Regions from separate parts of the Homo sapiens genome. Here region 1 is linked to region 2. A link is an interaction called in ENCODE POLR2A ChIA-PET data of the cell type or tissue named here. Cell type or tissue: OCI-LY7. All regions are shown on one strand.

Region 1 (4,000 bases), 65 kb before region 2:
TTGCCTACGAGATAAAAACCCAAACTACTCAGCCTCCTGTACAAGAATCTTATCATTCGGCCTCTGCTACACAACGGCTCCACTCTTTCTCTCCCCGCACTGAAACTCTAGTCCTACTAGTTAACAAATGGGCAATATATACTCTCATTCTCTATGTCTATGCACCTTTTGGTTTATCTGCTTGAAACACTCATTCCTCCTTGTCTGTACTGCTACTCACTCTGAAATCTCTGTTTAGCTACCACACCTTTAAAAAGCCTCCTCTTCCCCCTCCATTTAGACTGAGTGTCCTCAATGTGTTCCCAGAGTACTCTGTGAATATTCTAATGAGAGAAACAATAATATTGCATTGTAGTTGTTTATTTATCCATCTTTGCCTTCTCCCTCAAACTCCTAAAAGCAGCCAGAGTCTATATACTTAGTGCTTAGCACAGCGTCTGGAACACAGCAGATGTTGGGTAAATGCTGAGTGAGTGAATGAGTGAAATAATTTCTAATAAGAAGCACTTTGATCAGGTATGACATTTCTGGAAGTGAATCCTTGGCCATACATCTGTATGCTCCAGGTTCTCCAACCAAAGCACGAGGGAGATGGCAGCTTCTGGAAAGGCTGGGAAATCAGGTGAATGTAAGGTGTGGAGATGGTGCGCTGACTGGTAGGTGGGCTTCTAACAGTCTAGAGTGGGGTTGGCAAATTATGGCCCAAAAGCCAAATCCAGCCCAGCACACAGCCTGCTTCTGTAAATAAAATTTTAGTGAAACACAGTCATGCCCATTCATTTACATAGTGTCTATGGCTGCTTTTGCACTGTTACAATAGAGTTGGTAGTTATGACAGAGACCTGAAGTATTTACTAGCCTAGTAGAGAAAGTTTAGAGAACGTTTGTTGACTCCTGGTCTTGAGCATCATGGGGATGAGAATGCTTGGTTTGGGGTATAAAGTGAATGCTCATTTTTATAGCTGTTATACTGACTACACCTCTAAGAAGTATAAGATGCTTTAATTGGTATTTTGAGCATCAGATGAGTTTAAATTTACTATGCTAACAACCCTAAACTGAAATAAAATTCAAGGTAGGCTTTTAGGGTAGTAGTGATGCAAATCATAGAAAACACACACAACAATCTATTAAAAATAAGCCACAACTTAAATCTAAATAAACATAAATGTACCAAAGTTGGTCGAGAAGCACTGGATTCTGATTGCTGTGGTTTGATAGGTGTTCGCCCATCATACTGAGGAAGCGGAGTTGGGTATAACACCGTGGGCATCTCTATGTTTAGTCCAGGGAGTCCGTGAAACATGAATTTCTAATAATGATGAATAAGGACACACACACACACACGAAACCAAAAAAACCATTAATCATAAACCATTAATCATAAAATAGAACTATTTACCATGTCTGGATCACAACACTCATAGATAATGTTCAAAAGCCTACTAAGGAAATATAAATGAGATAGAAAATAGATACCTTGAAGGCATAGGGCTTAAAGAAGAGCTGAAGTTTATCTGGCCTCCAGCTGGATTTGGTTTGGTCAGATCAAATCAGGTCTGGTTTTAGTTTCCTTATTTATTTATAAAATTTATCCAATTACTTTATCTGTCTATAATTTTTTAAACAAATTTATCATTTTTATTTACCTATCTCCACCTATAGCTATCTCTCTATTTGATGTGGGAGCAAGAGAATGCCACAAGGAAAGAATTACTTCTTACTTTGCTGGCTGAAGAAGCTGGGTCCCCAGAGATGCTGGCCTGACTTTCCGACTGACTGGCACGCTCGGAAGCTGCCCATTGACACACGTCTTGGTTGGCCTGTCTACTACTTGGAGGAGAAAGCCAAGGAGAAGCACTGGCTCTTCTTGTACAAACAAGTACAACATAGTCTATAATTAAATATTCTATAGGTCATACTCCCCTACCGATTCCCTTCCTAAGATTCATAAATAATTTTAAAATTTTGATGCATTTATTAAATGGAGATTTATTTTCTGTTCTTAATATTAAGTGTCTTTGAATATGAACATTTTTGTCTACTCTCTCAAAATATATGTAAGAACTTTTAATACCTCAAAGTTAGCCTTAGAATAAGGATGTAAAGTGGTCCTTGTACCATGGGTTGAAACAGGAAAGACAATGATCATATGAAGACTTGCCTTACCTTTAGCACAGCTAAAAGTGCTCCAAGTTCATCAGTCTGTGTTAGTTTCATTCTCCCACCATTTAGAAGTGACTGTATACCTTTTAATGCATTTTGCAATAACTAGGGGGAAAAGGGAGACCCAGTTAGAAGGCAGAATAAAATCTGGTTGTCCAGGAATCAACTTACTAGCACCACTTAGGATGGAAGAGAGACAGTCTCTAGATGATGAAAAAAAACTTTATTATAGACACACATATACACACACAAAGCAGAAATGAAGATCTAAGGAGACCTAATAAACTACCATGAATTCTTTTCTAGAAGAAAAGAATAATGAAGTGGTCTTATTGTACATGTTTATAAACCACTATGTACAAATGGTGAGCAAGAAAAAAGAGAGAAGATGTTTAGCAAGAAAAATGTGACAAGGGATAAAAAAGATAGCACAGATCAGAATTGGGAAAGCTCTGTAATATGGCAAACCCAGCCCTCTTAAAAGCAAGGGGATGTATGTGGGAACTGCTGATAAATTATAGAAACTTGGTTTCTGGAGGGCAATTCTGACCAAGATTGATTTCTTGACTCAGTAATCTCATTTCTAGAACTCTCTCCTTAAGAAACACTTCCGACATTGGGATGATGTGAACTGTAGCCTTGTTTGAAATAGTGGGAAAATTTTAAAAACTTCAATTTTGATGATTATGATAATGATTATAAAAGAAGCTAACCCTCTGCTAAATGTAAAACTCAACAACAATAACAGTAGGCCCTTTGAATGCTTTATTTCATATACTTCTCATAAGAACCCCACAATGTGGTTATATCAGTCCCTTTTCAGGGAGGAACACAGAGGCTCCAAGAAGTTAACTAACTTGTCCAAGGTCTTCCAGCCATAGCAGTTAGAAACTATGAGGTATATTAACAGGAACCGAATAGATGTCCCAGAGATATTAAGTTTTAACAAAACAAGAAAGTTACAAAACAGCATGTTAAATATGATCCCACTTAAAGCTGTAATTATGCTCATTTACATATAGAAAAAAAAATCTGAGGGCACACAGCACAAATTGTCTTCAGTGGCTATATCCGAGCAGGAGACTAGAAGGAACTTTATCTCAGCTATATAACATTTGAAATGTGTTACTCTAAATTTAAAAGATGTTAATAAACTGTCGTTTGCATCGTATTTTTAAAAAAGAAATAAAATATTGCAGATATATTTGGTGAAATCTCTCTTTACTTTCATCTTAAAGATAGTCACTAGCCTGCAACTATTGCTTTTATACTCAGAAGGAAAAAGAATAGTTTCCTCTAAAAATCTAGAATTGCAAAATATAACAAATAAAAAGCTTCTTATAATTTAAACCGAAATGGTATGATTTTAGTCTTTTTAGGTTACAAACATTTCATATATGTGTATTTCTCTAGACGAAGCTAATGGTGCAAATTAAACTCGTTAGTAACACTTTTCCAATCTGCTTCTAGACACATCCGCAACATTCACTACGTCAATGATAGTCCACTTACCATGCAAAATGTGATATCATCCATATCAGATGATTTTGGAGACTGTAAAATAGTCAGAAAAGCTTGGAAACAGACATTTTGGTAGGGCTCCTCCAAATACGGCTGTCCTGGCACACTAAACGCATACAGAGAAAACAACTCAAACTCAGTCTCCTTTAAAATGAGGCTTGCAAAAGACTAATTAAAAATAGCAGTAATATAGACTATTAGAGTTGGAATATACCCTTGAGTGCAACTATGCTATGGAAAATTATTATTTTGGTTAATTAGTTACTGCTGGGGGACAGGCACAGGGCTAGAATGAATATAGAGGAAGGGTGGT
Region 2 (4,000 bases):
ACTTGAGGTCAGGAGTTGGAGACCAGCCTGGCCAACATGGTGAAACTCCGTCTCTACTAAAAATACAAAAATTAGCTGGGCGTGGTGGTGTGTGCCTGTAATCCCAGCTACTTAGGAGACTGTGTCAGGACAATCGCTTGAACCTGGGAGGTGGGGGTTGCAGTGAGCCGAGATCACGCCACTGCACTCCAGCCTAGGTGACAGAGTGAGACTCCATCTCAAAACAAAACAAAACCAAAAAACTACCCAAGACTGGGTAAGTTAGAAAGGAAAGAGGTTTAATTAACTCACAATTCTGCATGACTAGGGAGGTCTCAGGAAACTTACAATCACGGCAGAAGTGGAAGCAAGGCACCTCTTTCACAAAGCAGCAGAAAGAAGTGTGGAGTGATGGGGGAAGAGCCCCTTATAAAACCATCTGATTTCCTGAGAACTCACACACTATCATGAGAACGGCATGGTGGAAACCACCCCTACGATTCAATTACCTCCACCAGGTCTCTCCTTTGACACGTGGGGATTATGGGGATTACAATTTAAGATGAGACTTGGGTGGGGACACAAAGCACCTAACCATATCAGCCCTAAAGCCATGGCTGGAGAAGGCTCCTGCCAGAAGTCCACCCCGAAGCCCTCAGACTCCACTGTGGCCTTTCCTCACTCTGCTTCCTATCTCCATTTTTCTTTCCCTGAAGGAGGTTGCTCTATCAATGCCTCCCGTGACAACACATGCCCCCTCCTCCCCCACCCCCCAGGCTCAGCGATAAGGAAGCTGGTGCCCTGAATCCCTGCCCCACCCAAGACTCTTTCCTTTTCTTCCCACTTAGTCTACTTGAAACTCCTCTCTGTATTTTTTTAATTAAGTTACCCACCTCAGCTTTGTTTCTCAAAGGCTTTAACTTTTCCGGGAAGAGCTGCAATCGTTTCTTGGCAGGAGTAGTTTCAGGTTTGCATTGCTCTGAAAGAGACTCTCAGAAACACGGGACCTCCATTTTGGTGTCAGCACCGCACGCACCCCCACCCAAGCCAGCACCGTGGCTGGAAAGCTTACGTATAGGATAAGGGATGTGGGTGGAGTGGGAATTGACGTGGAGGATGTTGGAGATCAGATCAACAGATGCTACAAAAAAACCCAACCCCTCCCCACCGAAAGACGGCAATACTCAGGCTAGGAGCCGCTGCACTAGGTGCTAGGGACCCACTGAATTTTCACCAGAGCAGTGGCTTGGTCAGATCTCTATTTCCAGAAACATCGCCCTGGAATCCTTTCCTTGGCGTGGAAGGAGAAGTTGACCCCGAAGAGTTACTCAGTCAAGGGCGACTCATTGCTCCACTCTAAGGTTTCTCTAAGCACAGGGCGGTGGCGAAAGGGAAGGGCTGCAGGGTGGAGTCCGGCACCAAGACCTCCCGGCCCGGCTTCTAGCAGCACACGGACGCTTGAGATGATTTCTTCTGAAAACGGGCAGTGGTTGAAAACCACTGCTTCAAAACACAGACTGGAGGAGTGGTAAATACTAACGAGGAGTTTTAGCAATGGACTCTGTTAACAGAGTCTGGTCGCCTGAGAAGGGCCTCGGAGGACTGGCCAGGTTGGAGAACGATTTCAACTGCGTACTGGACGACACACAGAAGACTGCGGGGAGCCTTAGCCCCTACCCGGCCTGCAGTGCTCTCTGGGGCACACGGCAGCCCCACGACGCCTTTGGGTTTCTTCGAGCGCTACTCGCACGCACCAGCGCCCACACAGCTGCAACGCCAAACGCCCGCCAGCACCTTAGGGCCGCGGGAGTCCCTTCCCCAGGCCCGCCCCACACGCCGGCCTTTTCTGCCGCTTCCCAAGCCGGAGCCAATCAGCGCTCAGCAGCGACCGGCAGGGACGACCAATCGACTTATCCTGCGTTGTGCTAAAGACCTAGAAATCGAGCGTGGTACATTCGATCGACGGAACGTCTGGGCCCTAGTGCTAAGTTGGGTGACTGTTCGGTGGTTGTCTCGGGGGGTTGCAGGAAGATCCTGTTTCCTTGGCGTAGAAGGAGAGGTTGACCCCGAAGAGTTAAGATTCTCGAAGCACACTATTTATCCGTGGCCCTCCTCCTCCTTCGCGGGGTAGCTTGGGGCAAGTCATCTATTCTCTCTAGATCTGTGTTCTGCCTAAAAATTAATGAATGGGACAAAATGGTCTCTACAGTCCCTTGTTTATCCTGGCCCTGCAAATCCAGGATCGCTGCCGTTGTATCTCAGTCTGATGTCGGTGGTCTTGCGCTGGCCGGTGTTCTGAAACTTTGTCGGCAGTAACATGCACTCCAGTCAGTCTCTTCAGTCCAGGACACCATCGCCGGGGAAACTGAGGCATAAGAAAAATAAAAATGAGCATTGTCCATCCACAAATATGTATTGTGCTCCCGTTGTGTATCTGGCACTGCCCTGGTGCTGGGTCCCCTATGAGAAACAGGCATGGTCCTTGTGCCCCTAGTTATAAACTATGTCACTTCCATCAGACTCTGAGATCCCCAGGGAGGAGCTGTACTCTCATCAAGCTGCTCTCATCAGCAGACAGGAAGGAGACAGACTTGTAGGCCTGCATGCTCCTGTGCTCCTCTTGAACTCCCAGCTCAGCCACTGGCTGCCTTTTACCCACAGATCTGAAAGGAGCCAGGGCGGACAGGCTCCAGCAGTACCTCTTTTCTTGAGGAAGCCACCTTCTCCTGGCTGTCCAACCCTGAAAGGACCTTGGAAGTTTGGGGGAGTCCCTCTTGGCACTCTGATTTATCCAGAATGCACCTAATCACCCTCTACACATGCACACCCGCCCCCCCCCCCCCCCCGACACACACTCCTCCAGCCTGATACCCTGCTGGGGTTCTTTTGCAGAGTTTTGTCTTGAGGTCATCAGAGAGGTCGTGCTCCATGGGGCATTGAAGCACCACAGAGAAAAACCCCTGCAAGGCCAGGAAAGCATCTGAGAGGCATCTGAAGTCAGAAGGCCTGTGCCGGAATCCTAGCTGTTTCTGGCAGTGTGGTCTGGGTAATTTAACTTCTACCAGCACCATGTGTATAAATGAACATCATCACAGCACATACCTCACAGATTGCTGAAAGGATTAAATGAAATGATGGATATAACTCACTTGCAGCATGCCTGGCAGAGACATATAGTAAATGGGCAAGAATTGGGAGCTACTGTTATTATTGTGTTATTGTGATTATATTCAGCAGGAAGGAGGCCTCCCAGGCTAGGCGCCAGTCCTTGATGAGAAGGTGCCCACTTTATGTCCTCTCCTGTTTCTAACTCTCCTCTTCTGCCTTCTGTGGTCCCAGCTGAGTGGCTGTACCTCAGCAATATCCAGTTTCCTGCCTCAGAACATGAAGCCCAGATATACAAGCTGAAGGAGGGTGCCACATTTGAGAGGCAAGGGAAGATCAGGCGGGGACCCTGTGCTTCAGAGCTTTGGTCACATCCGCAAGGAGCACAGCAGGCCCTACCAGATAAACAGACAAAATCAGGAGGGCTCCAAGGTGGGACAGAGAAGGAAGATTGTTAAAAATTGAATCTGCTAGACTGGGCGTGGTGGCTCACACCTGTAATCCCAGCACTTTGGGAGGCCGAGGCAGGCGGATCACGTGAAGCCAGGAGTTCGAGACGAGCCTGGCCAACATGGCAAAACCCCATCTGTACTAAAAATACAAAAAATTAGCCAGGCGTGTGGTGCGAGCCTGTAGTCCCAGCTACTCGGGAGGCTGAAGCACAGAATTGCTTGAACCCGGGAGGTGGAGGTTGCAGTGAGCTGAGATCATACCACTGCAGTCTATCCTGGGCAACAGAGCAAGACTCTGTATATTTTAAAAAAAAAGGCAAAAATTGAATCTGCTGTGCCCAACCAAGCCATCAGCTGATCAGCTGTGGGGTCCTGCCCTGAATCATTTACTCCTCACCCTATCTCTGGGACCATCAGGGCAGGCAGGCAGCAGCAGATGTTTTCCAAGCTCTACTGCTCCCAGG

What was found. ChIA-PET counts read pairs that join two places held together with the same protein. Peaks named below come from ENCODE experiments on the same cell type or tissue, not always from the same donor. Only the 100,000 strongest peaks of a DNase experiment are listed, where the experiment ranks them.
Region 1: POLR2A ChIA-PET joins it to region 2 with 6 read pairs; 7 of 35 experiments call an interaction of 5 or more read pairs at or near these places.

The regions. Positions count from the first base shown.
Region 1 is chr17:60,068,537-60,072,536 of GRCh38, forward strand. HEATR6 (HEAT repeat containing 6) reads right to left here. Exons shown (of 20, transcript NM_022070.5): 5 at 3,679-3,793; 6 at 2,170-2,271; 7 at 1,175-1,312. Among named protein-coding and RNA genes, the nearest start is that of HEATR6, 8.4 kb to the right of the region's middle. In OCI-LY7, no CTCF peak of the experiment used is centred here; no DNase peak of the experiment used is centred here.
Region 2 is chr17:60,133,884-60,137,883 of GRCh38, forward strand. LOC100996660 (a long non-coding RNA gene) reads right to left here and starts at 1,761. Exons shown (of 3, transcript NR_187530.1): 1 at 873-1,761. RefSeq lists enhancers at 1,433-1,492, 1,603-1,702. In OCI-LY7, no CTCF peak of the experiment used is centred here; DNase peaks (open chromatin) are centred at 1,238 and 1,838; H3K4me3 peaks cover 2,184 bases; H3K27ac peaks cover 1,017 bases.